Regions from separate parts of the Homo sapiens genome. Here region 2 is linked to region 1. The links are chromatin loops, found by intact Hi-C in ENCODE. Cell type or tissue: MCF 10A. All regions are shown on one strand. Links, peaks and the distances in the headings refer to the core of each region. The heading gives the core; the rest is flanking DNA.

Region 1 (7,116 bases), core at 642-5,641:
ACTCTATGCTAAGCAGTGTACCAAGCACTTCATATGTGTTATTTTGCATAACCTTTATAAGAACCCTATCAGGTAGCTAGTATTACATTTATTTTACCCATTTTATAGATTAAAAATATGAAACTTAAGGAAATTAATTAGCTTTACCAAGATCTACTGGCTAATAAGAGTAGATCTCAGAGATTCAATGACACCAGGCCTCTCTCTCCACCTCTCATTTCTTTTTTTTTTCCCCCACCTCTCATTTCTTTCTCATTCTCAACATCAACTTTATTCTTCAGCCTCCTCCATGTGTCTAGAAATGGGCAAAAGAGGTTCTGGGGTGACATTTATAAAGTTATTGATCCAAGGAAAAGTCTCTAGTTTGCATCCAATCCCAGGGAAGACGTAGATTAGCCTGGCTTAGGCCACATACCCAATTCTGGGTCAATCATTATGTCTGAGAAGGCTCCATGATTACCTATATCCATGGTCATATACCCACCCCTGCGATCAATAAAACAGATGCTATGACTGGCAGCATTATCAGGTTCCATTATTGTAGTGGATCAGCATCCTAAAGGAAGTGGAAGGGTGCCAGACAGACAAAAACAGATACCCACTTTAGTAGCCTGTCGTGGTAGTGGTAAACCCCAGAGTGGAGAAGTGTCCAGGCAATGGTCAGTCCAGAGGAATTCCATAAAGAAGATGAAATGTCAGCTGGGTGCCGTGGCTCATGCCTGTAATCCCAGCACTTTGAGAGGCTGAGGCAGGCAGATCGCTTGAGGCCAGGAGTTTGAGACCAGCCTGGCCAATATGGCGAGACCCCATCTCTACTAAAAATACAAAAATTAGCCTGGCATGGTGGCATACACCTGTCATCCCAGTTTCTTGGGAGGCTGAGGCAGGAGAATTACATGAACCCAGGAGGCAGAGGCTGTGGTGAGCAGAGATCGCACCACTGCACTCTAGCCTGGGTGACAGGGCAAGACTCAGTCTCAAAAACAAAACAAAACAAAACAAAAAAACAGTTGAAACATGAAGAAAGGCATGAAGATGTTAAATATCATAATGCATCCAGAGATCTGCAAGTATTTTAGATGTGTCTGGATAGTAAGATGTGTATGGCAAGGGAGAGAGATCTGAGATTAAAGGCTGTGAAGAACTTTGTACAATACCCTAAGGAGCTGGTGCTTCATTCTAAAAGCAAGGATAAAGTCATTGAAGGGTTTTAAGAAAGGGGAAAATATGAGGGGTTCTGATTGTGAGAAAGATTAGTCTTTGGACAAATATAAAAGGAAGGTTAGGAGTAGAAAAGTCAGTGAGAAAATCTACAATAGTCCAGGCAAGAGAAAGTGAGAAAATGAACAGCAGCAGTTTGCAGTGGGCTTGGTGATCAAGATATATATATATATATATATGCGCGCGCGTGTGTGTGTGTGTGTGTATTTTTTTTTTTTTTTTTTTTTTTTTTTTTTTTTTTTTGAGAGAGACAGGGTCTCACTCTGTCACCCAGGCTGGAGTGCAGTAGCACAATCTCAGGTCACTGCAACCTCCGCCTCCCGGGTTCAAACGATTCTCCCGCTTCACAGTAGCTGAGATTACAGCCTCAAGAGTAGTCAGGATTACAGGTGCCTGCCACCAAGCCCAGCAAACTTTTTGTATTTTTAGTAGAGATGGGGTTTCACCATGTTGGCCAGGCTGGTCTTGAACTCTTGACCTCAAGTGATGCACCCGCCTCGGTCTCCCAAAGTGCTGGGATTATAGACGTGAGCCACTGAGCCCAGCCATTGTCCCTTATATATTAAGGTGGTAGAATAAAGTTGACTATGTCATAACAGTGAGTTATTCATCCCAGTATGTGCATTGGAATTGAGGTGAATTAATTCCTTTTCTGTAACATTTTCTAATAAATTGCATCTACTTCTTGAGCTTAAATTGAATAAATAAAGTATCTCACAAAAATGTAAAGTTTTACTGTATTCATAGCCTTGTGGTTAAGATTATACTCCGTAGGAGATACCAATAAATATGCTTATGTAAATGGCAGACCATCACAGGAGAGTTTATTCGCAAATGAAGTTGTGAGAAATTTCAGCAATAAAATAGCAGATAAAGTAGTGATAATTTAAATTTAATAATTCAGAATATATATAGGTATAATTTTAAAGGGACATGTGTTCCCCCTGGCTAATGTTCTTTCTTGTTTGCCATTTTATGTTCATCAGTTTGTTAATATTCTTTAACCTCCTCTCTTATCTTTAAGACAAAAGGTAATGAACTAGCCCGATGCTTTGTATTCCCATAGTCACTTGGGTTAATAGTTTTCCTTTTCCTCTTCTACTTTCTTTAAATCTATTGAGATTTGTAGCAATAGTTCAGCCATAATTATGACCTAGAAAAATTGTGAATAGGAAAATAGGGCAATCACTTCACTATGTATATGTATATCAAAACATCATATTGTATGCTTTAAATATATACAGTTTTTAAAAGAAAGAAAAATGTGGCTTTTAGTTTTCTTTTTCAATGTATGTTAAGTGCCTAGCGCAGCAGCTGGCCGGAAGGAGGAGCTCAGACGCAGGCAAAACAGGGCTTGATCTGCATCCTGCTAGTCCGTGCCCTCCCATATGCAAATGAAGCCCTGGCAGAAGAAGTCCATCCGTTGAAGTGCTTCCTAGTGAACTCTCTGCCATGTCTGCTATTTAGTTCCTTCTACGTCTTACCCAGAAAATAGAGGCTTGTTTAGGGCTATTATAGTCAGTAATCTTTCATGATAAATAATCATAAATCAGACATGCAGAATATCTACTCTCCTCCTAAAGAAAAAATAAGTAATTTCTTACAATGCCAATCAGTTGGTTTGTTTTTGCTCCAGTAGACTGGCTGAGAGCCATTAATAGAAGGAAATGCACATTGCAGGTAACTGGAAGGATAAATCTTAGTAAAATTAGTACAATAAACCTTTCTCAATTACAAATATACTTCATATAATTCTAATACAGGTGACCCTGGCTTTAAGCCTGCTGCTGAACTTACAATCCTTCCTACTTTGACATTACTGTAAAGACCAAACCCCATACTGAGGACTATTAATTTCTGCAAGCAATGCTTCAGCATTTTGATTGCCAGCCTGATATGCTTACCGAGTATCATATGACAATAACTCAGCTACCATGGTCTACAGGTACACTTAGAGTAAGTGAATCTCTTTCAAGCTGCTCTACATTTTATTTTAGCATGTTTTCTGTAAACTTTTAAATGCCCTGCTCTTCATTGTGTCTAAGAAAAAGATGTGATGGAATGCATAGAGTACCAAAACTACTTAAAAAAAAGGTGAGATAATCCATCTCTTTGAAAAGGAAACATGAGAGTTTTAACAGTAAGAGAAATGAATGTGAATGAGCAAACTTCCAAGTCCACTTGTCACACTCACAAACACAAGCACAACTCTGAAGTTCAAGGAAACATCTCTGGAGACTCTGAAGAGCACTGAGCCAATGCAATGGTATTTTTAAAAATAAAATGGAATGATTTATCACATGGAAGACCTTACATTGTGTGATGGGGGGTGCCAAAGCCATGCTCCACTTCTTTGTCTAGTTGAATAGAGCAAGTCACCTTGGAAAGGGGCTTCCTTAGTCAAAATATAATTTTCAAGGGCCTCTCTTATCTAATAGATACTCACTGCTCCAGAAATGTCTGTAACAGATTTTTTTTTAATGTTCTGACAAAGGCAGGCCCTTGCAGTGTGTAACTTGTGGCAGGAGAAGTTACACCAAGTTTAATGATTTTTCTTTAGGCTTTTTAAGAAGGCAGGAACAAAGACCTCAACACTTGCTCCCCAAAATTCAAAGTTAAGAAAAACAGAGTAGATCAGGATTGGCTGACCCAAGTTCTGCTGGCCAAGGAGACCTAAAGGATATTAAAAGTAAACTCACCACTGGGACTGAGCTGATGTCCAGTTCCAGCACAGGAATCTTAAGAGTTCTGGTCCAGGCTGGAGCTAGAAGCACCTCTAAACTTGATTGCCTGGCACCATAATTCCTGCTTTGAAAATGCAATGGCTGAACATGCAAATTCAAACAACAATGAAAAGGCTCCAGCAATCAAGCCTGTGGCACTACAAGCAGAACCTGGGTAAGCACAAGCATTGTTCCAGGGTCTATAAGAGTCCATTGTAACCTGCAAGGCTAACCTTCAGATAAGATATAGAGCACCTGCAAAAGCACCATCAGGGCTGACCTGTTTCTACATTTATCACACCAGAATTTCAACTGATTAGAAAATTGGAAATGAAGGAAAGTCCATAGAATGAAAACATTAACTGCCTGTTAAAAGGTCATGTCAGGAATTGAACATTTAATTCAATATAAATTCAATAAATTCAAAAATTAATTCAAAGTAATTGTGTTTCTAATGAAATTAAGAAGCAATTCCAGGCCGGGCACAGTGGCTCATGCCTGCAATCCCAGCACTTTGGGAGGCTGAGGCCGGTGGATCACCTTAGCTCAGGAGTTGGAGAGCACCCTGGGCAATATGGTGAAACCTCATCTCTACTGAACGTACAAAAATTAGCCAGGCGTGGTGGCGGGCACCTGTAATCTCAGCTACTCAGGAGACTGAGGCAGGAGAATCGCTTGAACCTGGGAGGTGGAGGTTGCAGTGAGCCGAGATAGAGCCATTGCACTCCAGCCTGGGCGACAAGAGTGAAACTCTGCCAAAAAAAAAAAAAAAAAAAAAAAAAGAAATAATTGCATTTACAATAGCATCCAAAATAATGAAATACTTAGGAATAAAGTTAACAAAAAAAAATACAAAACATACGCTTTGAAAACTACAAAACATTGTTGAAAGAAATTAAAGAAGATCTAAAAACATAGAAAATCGTCCCAAATTCATCGATTTAAAGAATTCATGTTGTTAAAATGGCAATATTCCCCAAACTGATCTACAGTTTCAATGCAATCCTAATCAAAACCCGAGCTGCCTTTTGGAAGAAACTGACAAGCTAATCCTGAAATTCACATAGAAATGCAAGAGACCCAGTATAGCCAAAACAATATTGAAGAAAAATGAAGCTGAAGGATTCACACTTTCTGATTTACTACAAAACTTACTACACAGCTGAAATAATCAAGACAGTAGTGTGCTACTGGCATAATGATAGACATATAGAGTATAATTGAGAATTCAGAAATGAACCCATACATTTATGCACAATTGTTTTTCTACCATGATACCAAGACCATTTAATGGAGAAGGAATAGTCTTTTCCACAAATGGTTCTGAGAAAACTGGATATTCATATACAAAAAAAAAAATGTGTACCACTTCCATACACAAAAATGAACTAATTTTTAATTCAAAATAATTGTGTTTCTAATGAAATTAAGAAGCAATTCCAGGCCAGGCACGGTGGCTCATGCCTGTAATCCCAGCACATAAAAGTTGATCATAGTCCTAAATGTAAGAGCTAAAATATAAAACTCATAGAAGAATGCTGTATTAGGGTTCTCTAGAGAGACGAAACTAGTAGGAGATATATATATATAAAATACTTAATAAACTTCCCTTTACATATATATATCATATATATGATATAGTTATATCATATATATGATATATATAATAGTTGTATCAACTAACACTCTACTGTAAAAAGCATGAGTCTCCCCATCAATCTGCATCCTCACCTGCATTTTGTTTTTCAAACTTCTTGATTTTTTGCATTTTATGTGCACATATATATGAGATATATATATAAAGGGAAGTTTATTAAGTATTAACTTACACAATCACAAGGTCCCACCATAGGCTATCTGCAAGCTGAGGAGCAACAAGAGCCAGTCTGAGTCTCAGAACTGAAGAACTTGGAGTCCCTTGTTGGAGGGCAGGAAGCATCCAGCCCTGGAGAAAGATGTAGGCTGGGAGCCTAGGCCAGTCTCTCATTTTCATGTTTTTCTGACTGCTTTATATTCCCTGGCAGCTGATTAGATTGTGCCCACCAGATTAAAGGTAGATCCGCCTTCCCCAGCCCAGTGACTCAAATGTTAATCTCTTTTGGCAACACCCTCACAGACACACCCAGGATCAATAGTTTGTATCCTTCAATCCAATCAAGTTGACACTCAGTATTAACCATCACACATACATAGGTGCAAATCTTTGTGGTCTTGTATAGGACAGTGGTTTCTTAGATGTAACACCAAAAGCACAAGAAACAAGAGTTTCTTGAAAAGGACAAATTTGACTTTATAAGAATTTAGAATTTTTATCCTTCAGAGGACACCACCAAGAAAATGAAAAGACAACCTGCAGAATGATAGAAAATATCTGCAAATATTGTTTACAATAAAGAATCTGGTATCCAGAGTGTATTCTAAAAACTATCGTAAAGTCACCAATAAAAAGACAATTCAGTTTTTAAAGGGGTAAAGGAATTTTTTTTTTTTTTTTTTGAGATGGAGTCTCACTCTGTCACCCTGGCTGGAGTGCAGTGGAGCGATCTCTGCCCACTACAAGCTCCACCTCCCAGGTTCACGCCATTCTCTTGCCTCAGCCTCCCGAGTAGCTGGGACTACAGGCGCCTACCACCACACCCAGCTATTTTTTGTATTTTTAGTAGAGACGGGATTTCACTGTGTTAGCCAGGATGGTCTCGATCTCCTGACCTCATGATCCACCCACCTTGGCCTCCTAAAGTGCTGGGATTACAGGCGTGAGCCACCACACCCAACTAATTTTTTGTATTTTTAGTAGAGATGGAGTTTCACCGTGTTAGCCAGGATGGTCTCGATCTCCTGACCTCGTGATCTACCCACCTTGGCCTCCCAAAGTGCTGGGATTACAGGTGTGAGCCACCATGCCTGGCCTTAAAGGGGTAAAGGATTTTAATAGACATTTCTCCAAAGAAGATACACAAATGGCCAATAAACATGTAAGAATACACTCAATCTCATTAATCAATGCAAATCAAAACCACGTAAGATACCACTTCACACTCACTAGAATGGCTATAATAAAAAAGATGGGTAATAACAAGTGTTGGCAAGTATGTGGAGAAATTGGAACCCTCACATACTGCTAACGGAAGTGTCAAATGGTGCAGCCACTATAAAAAACAGTCTGGAAATT
Region 2 (7,116 bases), core at 937-5,936, 190 kb after region 1:
GCTTTGCCTGAATCCCTCTTTCTCATTCCAGAACCTCTCTTTCCTTGAGGAAACCCATTCTGGGGGCTGGACAGGACCAGCACAACCCCCTTCAGTCACAAAGAAGGCAGATAGCCAGGTCTGGCCAATCAGAGCTTCTCATTCACTTAGCCACACTGATGAGTTCTGGAAAGGGCAGGTGATCCCAGCAAAGCCCATCGAAATCCCCTCATAAAAGTTGATACATGGATTCTGGGAGAAAGAGAGGTCTTTCTCCAGGACTCAGAACTGAAACTAGAATATGGGCTTAGAGCAGCTCCAAGAGCAAAGCTTTGTGAGAAAGAAAGCCAGGAGAGTTCATGCACAGCCAAGAAGAGTGCTCAGTCCAAGGAGCCGCAAGGTCCAGCTGCCTATGAATGTGGCTCCCTTCTTGGACTTTCCAGTTAGGTGAGCCAATAATGCCCCTACTGTGTTGAGAGCAGCTAGCATTGGTTTCAGTCTCTTTCACTCGAGAGTCCTACTATTTCAGATGGCTGCTGGCATAGTTGGAGCTCAGAATGGACCTGGCAGCCTGAGCACCAAGGAACCTCCACATAGAACTGACAAGACACCTGGTGATTGAGGACTGAGGGGGATGCAACAGCCCACCTGCATTTTGGCAGATCCCGTAGCACATTACACCATAGCAAGCAAGAGAAGAAAGCAGGAGATGGCAGAAGCCAGGTGTCATTTGAAAGGACTACCTGCCAAGAACAAAATTTAAAGTATACTGAGTTTTCCAATTGTATTTTTCCTATAAAATTCATCTTACTTTACGCTTTTTTATTTTCTTTCCATGTTAGAAGCCATTTGATCTAGCCTTGGGATAGGATTTGGTGTTAACTCCAAAGGAAAGAATGAAAGCATGTGTTCTCCCTCCACGCCCAACTCCTGTGTGAAGGCTGGCTCCATGTCTGCAAAAACTAGGCCTTTTTTACCCTTGAGGAGGGAGAAATGTTTAATGTTGTCGAGATTTGGAGCTTTGTCTTTTGGGCCATTTATGTTCCTCTGTACTTCAGCAAGAACCACATGTTAAATCAAGTTTAACCTAAAACTGCCTCCTTACATATTTTAGGCTTGGCCTAAAGGTTTCTCCATGCATAGGGAACTGTAACCTAACTGGATATGTAAACAGACTATAACCTACTCTTGTGCCAATCAGCAAATGTCAACCAAAGGCAGCCAACTGTTCAAACCACGTTCAAATAAGGCAAATGCTGAGCAGTAACCGATCTGGCTGTTTTTGCACCTCACTTCCATTTTCTAAATATTGCTTTCCTTTTTCTGTCCATAAATCTTCTTCCACCATATGGTTGCACTGGAGTCTCTCTGAGCCTACTGTGGCTCCAGAGGTTGCCCAATTCACAAGTCATTTTTTTTCTCAATTAAACTCTGTTATATTTAATTTGTCTAAGATTTTTCTGTTTACACATGTGATAGAAAAGAAAGAAAGAGGGATATTGCAGGTTGAAAGAATAAAGAGGATTTGGGCTGGAACCAACTGGAGTAGGGAGAGACCAAATAAAATAGGTTCTCTGTCAAAATCCAGAGCCTTCACCCTTGTTTGATAGTAAGTATCTTCCCCCAGGAAGTCAGAATAAGCAAACAGTGAGAGAAACCACTGGGAGCAATACTTTCCAGTGCCCTAAAGCCAGCCTAAGACCAAGACCCGATTCTGGCCACTGAGGCCAGGGACACTCATCAGGTTCCTGTTGATGGGTGCATGGGAATATCACTGAGCCAGCATCCAGAAGCTCACCAATGATCCAGGTCTATTATGAGATGCAGCCAAGCCTGGTCTGTGCCTCAGGTCATCAGAGGCCACATAATTTGACAACGGTGGAGATACTTCCCATCGTCCCTTAGTCCAAGGACACCAATAGACCCCTCTTAGAAAGGAGGATGCTATGGAAAGGAGCTCCGTAGCTGTGTCTTCAGGCCACCCTGGATACCCAAGATGTCCAGAGAAGAGAGACTAGAGTGGACTAATAAGCATCAAATGATTATTAGTAAAGCATGGAAAAACACTCACAGGACACCCAAAGGGCAACGAGGGACCTATAGGCAGTCTGTGTGTTTATTGCAATTTCTCATTGCCTAAAGCAGTAGGCTTCAAAATTTTGTAATGGAAAACCAATTCAGTAAAAATTCTGAAAGCTCATTCCCTAATTTTATATATATATGCATATATATGTACTTATTTATAGATTATGCACATATGTAATTGTTCTAATAATATATATATTATAACACTCGTTTTAAAAAAGATATTTTTGAAAAGTATAATAAAGAAGCCAATAACATTTCTACTAAATATCTTGCTGAATTTACTATTGGCCAATATACATTTAGGTTAAGGTTTGACAGTAGCAACAGTGGATATAAATTCGTATTTTAAATAATCTTCTCGATTTCTATTTTGGGGGCCAACTTCTTGTGAGATGATTCCATTGCCACTGTTTTTACCTCGTGTGGGGTTTGACAAAGACCTCGCACTAGAAATAGAGGGGTTTGCTCTGCCATCTGCCCATACTCTGCCTGTTGTTTGTATTAGTGCTACCTTCAATCTGCAGTTTCATTTCAGAATTCTTTCAGCTACTTGTCAATTTTGTGCAGGTTAAATGAGATATGACCAAATAAAACAATCTGTGGATACATTTAGCCAGGCAAATGTACAGAAAAATACACTAGAAACAGGCAAAGGAGTGGAGTGGAGCCTCTGTTTATCCTTCAGAATACTTCAAGTCCTGTATGACTCATGGCTGCTCACCATATGGACTAAATGAGGTGAAGGTGCAATGTCACTCTGTAGATAAATACCAGGCAATGTTTCACTTGCTTTTTTAGCATACATAAATAAGTTTTACTATTTTCCCACAGTCTAGTGAGTCATTTGCCACAGCCCCACCCACTTTGGAGATTCCATCACAGGAATCACTGCCTAGATGCTGGCAGTGGCTGTCACCTCCCAGCACCTCTCTCCTTCTCACCTGTCCCACAGCTGCCATGACCAAATCTTTGTTACCTATGCAATAAAGTCCAGATTCTTTCACATTTACAGAAACTGTTGCACCAGACTGCTGTATCTTTCCAGCCTTATCCCTTTCACCTTTTCCCACATAAACTCTACAGCACCAGCAATCACTTCTCCAGCAGTCCAGATTCTTTTAGGTCTTTGCAATTGTTCTTTTCTCCTCCAGGAGTGTCTTCCTTTAACTTTGCCTTCCTAAAAATCTCCAACTCATTTTTCCACCCCCAGGTCACATTCTACCCACTCTGTTATCTTTGGAATCATGTCCACGAATTCAAAGTACAATGACAGTCACATTCTCTTTCCTTTTTCTAGTTAATTATTTTAACACTCACCTTCCGTTTGAGACTTCTCCATAACCTTGTTTTTTTTCTAACAAATCAAAGGGGCTAATTCATCCCTGAAAAGGGCAATCCACTGCCAAGCCAAGTAGAGAGAATTGGAGTCTGATCCTTCCTGCTGCTGTTACCTCTCCTTGCCTTGTTGTGTTGTCCTGGAAACCTTGGATACTTGTTCACTCCATACACATTTTACAGCCACTTGTCCCCTGTACACAATCCAATGAATTCATGACCATGTTGCTGTTATGCTCCAGCTGGGCCAAGCCCCCTCAGACGCCCCACACTTGGACTCCAGGGGCACCTTCCTTATGTTCACACCCATACAATTATCCACTGCCCCAAAGCTCAAATCCTCCAAAGGTGATGGGTCCTGAGAGGCTTCCAACTTCAGTGATACGCTGAGTCAAACCAGGCTCCCAATACACTTGGCTCTTTGGATTGAAACCAGTCACAAGTATGGACAACTCTTTTCTTCACAGCAATCCTGCCACCCATTCCTGCCACCCACTCCTGCCACCACCACTAGTTTTCTAACTACCCTAGGCTCCTTTAGCAAACTGATTATCAATTTTCTTTTTTTAGACCAGGTCTAACTCTGTTGCCCAGGCTGGAGTGCAGTGGCATGATCTCAGCTCACTGCAGCCTCAAACTCCTGGGCTCAAGCGATTCTGCCACCTCAGCCTCCCAAGTAGCTGGGACTACAGCCACCACGCCTGGCCACCTTCTGAACTACCAATTCTGCATCCCAAGCAGTGAGACAACTTCTGCAGAGCCCCTCACAAAAACAAGAGTCTTGCTCCACCTTTGTCTCCGAGCACCTTTAAACTGGAGCAGGGCCCTTGTTTCAATCAGCTTAAACTGCTGTGACAAAGGACCACAGACTGGGTGGCTTAAGCAACAGAAATTTACTTTCTCACAGTGCTGGAAACTGGATGTCCAAGATCATCGTGCAAGAAAATTCAGTTTCTAGTGAGGCCTCTCTTCCTGGCTTGTGACAGCCACCTTCTTGCCATGTCATCAAATGGCCTCTTCTCTGTACACATGGACAGCAATCTCTGACGTCTCTTCCTCTTCATATAAGAACACCAGTCCTAGGCCCAGTGCAGTGGCTCACACCTGTAACCCCAGCACTTTGGGAGGCCAAGGCAGGCAGATCACCTGAGGTCAGGAGTTCAAGACCAGCCTGGCCAATGTGGTGAAACCCTGTCTCTACTAAAATAACAAAAATTAGCCAGGTGAGGTGGTGTGCACCTGTAATCCCAGCTACTCAAGAGGCTGAGGCAGGAGAATCACTGGAACCCAGGAGGCAGAGGTTGCAGTGAGCCGAGATCATGCCACTGTACTCCAGCCTGGGCAACAGAGCGAGACTCTGTCCCCCCCAGAAAAAAACACCAGTCCTGTCAGATTAGGGCCCTACCCTTATGACCTCATTTAACCTTAATTACTTTCCTAAAGGCCCTACCTCAAGATCTAGTTACTTTGGGGGGTTAGGACTTCAACACAGGAATTTGTGAGGGGACACAAGTCAGTCCATAGCAGCCTTCAATATCTGTATTAAGTTCTCCCTAGATTGAAAGCAGCTGGCAGCATACTGGACTGAAGAAAAAAAGAAATTAACCTTCAAAAGAACATCAATCCCCACCTCACATATGTAAGGCTTTCCTGACCACCTCAACATGCAGCCCACAAAGAATTAGATACTCCGTCTTCTATGTGGCCATACCACTTGCTTCATAGGTCGTGTTATGGGTGGAACTGTGTCCACCCAAAAATTCATATCTTGAAGTCTAACCCCAGTCCCTCAGAATGTGACCGTATTTGGAGACCACACCTTTACCAAGATGATTAACTGAAAATGAGGTCATTAGGTGGCCTCTAATCCAGTATGACTGGTGTCCTTAGAAGAAGAGGAAATGTGGACACAGATACACACAGAGAAAAGATGAAGTGAAAACACAGGGAAAAGATGACCCATCTACAGGCCAAAGAGAGAGAACTCAGAAGAAAACAGCCCTACCAATACCTTGATCTCAGATTTCTAGCCTCCAGAACTATAAGAAAAAATGTCTGTGGTTTAAGTCACCCACTCTGTGGTTACTTACCTTGCTACAACTTAACTTGTTACTGCAGCTCTGGCAGACTAGTATGGATCAGTTTTCTCTATTTGGAAGTAAACTTCTGAACAACTAGGTTATATGCACCTTTGTAATTTCTAGGGTCTTGCACAGTGCCTGGTCTATTCTAAAGCCTCCTGTATGTTTGTTGATAAAAAGAGGGAAGGATGGGGCGGGAGAGAAGGAGGGTGATGGGGCCCTGAGTCCTGGAAATTGCCACCTGTGTTCTGAGTTTTTAAAGCTGTATTCTACTCATGCTGCAAGGAATCACCTGGCAATTTATGATTTTTTTCCTCTTCTCTGGCTTCTGTCCATATTTACATAAATTATGGGTGAGTCAGAACATGTGGAGGGCTTACTGTGGGCAGAGAACTATGGTAAAAATACAAGAGATGGCTATAGCAGGGTCTAGCAGTGCTGTCCAACAGAAATACAATGTGAGCCACATACGCAGCTTTAAATTTTCTAGTGGACACATTAAAACAGTTTAAAAGGAAGTAGGTGAAATTAATTTTAATAATACTTTTTTATTTAACCCAATATATCCAAAATATTATCAGTTCAACATATAAGCAATATTTTTAAAATATGAGATATTTTACCTTCTTTTTTTTTTGTCTTCAAAATCCAGGATGTGTTTTATACCTACCACAAATTCTGCACTGTAATTCTGACTAGCCACATTTCAAGGGCTCACAGCCCACATGTGCCTTGTGGTGACTGTATTGACCAGCACTAGAGGGCCAATGGTTAAGGACACAGACTTTGGACTCAGACAGGCATAGGTTTGCATCTTGATCCATCACTGACTAACTCAATTTCTCTATGCCTCAGTTTCTGCATCTTTAAAATGGAGCTAATACTACCACCACTTAGGGCTAATATGAGGATCAAATGAAATAATCTGCCTAAAGCCCTCAGCAGACTGTCTGACGCAGCAGCTTCATGGCCACTGTGTGCCAGGCTCTCTGCTATGTAATTTACCTGGTTAATATTGAAGAGATTGTACCAGTTACTTTTAATGATTAGTGCTGAGGTGACAAGAGCTGAAGCAATTTCTCCATCAGACAGCAGATGAATAATCTCCCTCTAACTTGGTTTTTCCACCTATAAAATAGAAATAATGAGTAAATCTGCCACTAAAAATAAAAAGGACCTTCCTGTTTAAGTAGCATGATACCTCAAAATGTTAGCTTGAGATTCTTCGGCTTACAACACTAGACCACAGCAATAAAGACAAAAGTTACAGCCTTCTCGACTTTGCATGTACTTTCTGATTAGTTCACTTTAATACTCCCCTAGGCACAGAAATAATTCTGGGAGTTGAAATCCCTCAAGCTGACCTGAGTCCTATAGTGCTTTTTTTTTTTTTTTTTTAAGAAAGTGATCTTCTCCAAATTCATTCAGCCACTATTTCTGAATTATGAGTGCATAAAAAGAGATACACCTTTTCGTGTGAGGTCTCATAATTCACCCTCACCTAACACAGTTGATAAATGCAAGCAGGCAACTCCCTGTTAAAATATATGGAATAGATATATTACTGTATCTACTGTATATTTTCATTTTGGCAGGCAATGAGTTCTCCTTCACCTTATGATAATAAATTGCA

What was found. Hi-C counts contacts between places; a loop is a spot of excess contacts. Peaks named below come from ENCODE experiments on the same cell type or tissue, not always from the same donor. Only the 100,000 strongest peaks of a DNase experiment are listed, where the experiment ranks them.
Region 2: a loop joins it to region 1, with 4 times the contacts of the local background. A loop is called at or near these places in 3 of 110 quality-filtered maps.

What each region holds. Positions count from the first base shown.
Region 1 is chr18:51,533,150-51,540,265 of GRCh38, reverse strand. All of the region lies in intron 1 of LINC01630 (long intergenic non-protein coding RNA 1630), which reads right to left. Among named protein-coding and RNA genes, the nearest start is that of LINC01630, 140 kb to the right of the region's middle. In MCF 10A, for the core only: a CTCF peak has its summit at 2,550 (motif pointing right); a DNase peak (open chromatin) is centred at 2,585.
Region 2 is chr18:51,338,785-51,345,900 of GRCh38, reverse strand. No RefSeq gene overlaps it. Among named protein-coding and RNA genes, the nearest start is that of LINC01630, 50 kb to the left of the region's middle. In MCF 10A, for the core only: no CTCF peak of the experiment used is centred there; DNase peaks (open chromatin) are centred at 2,850 and 5,820.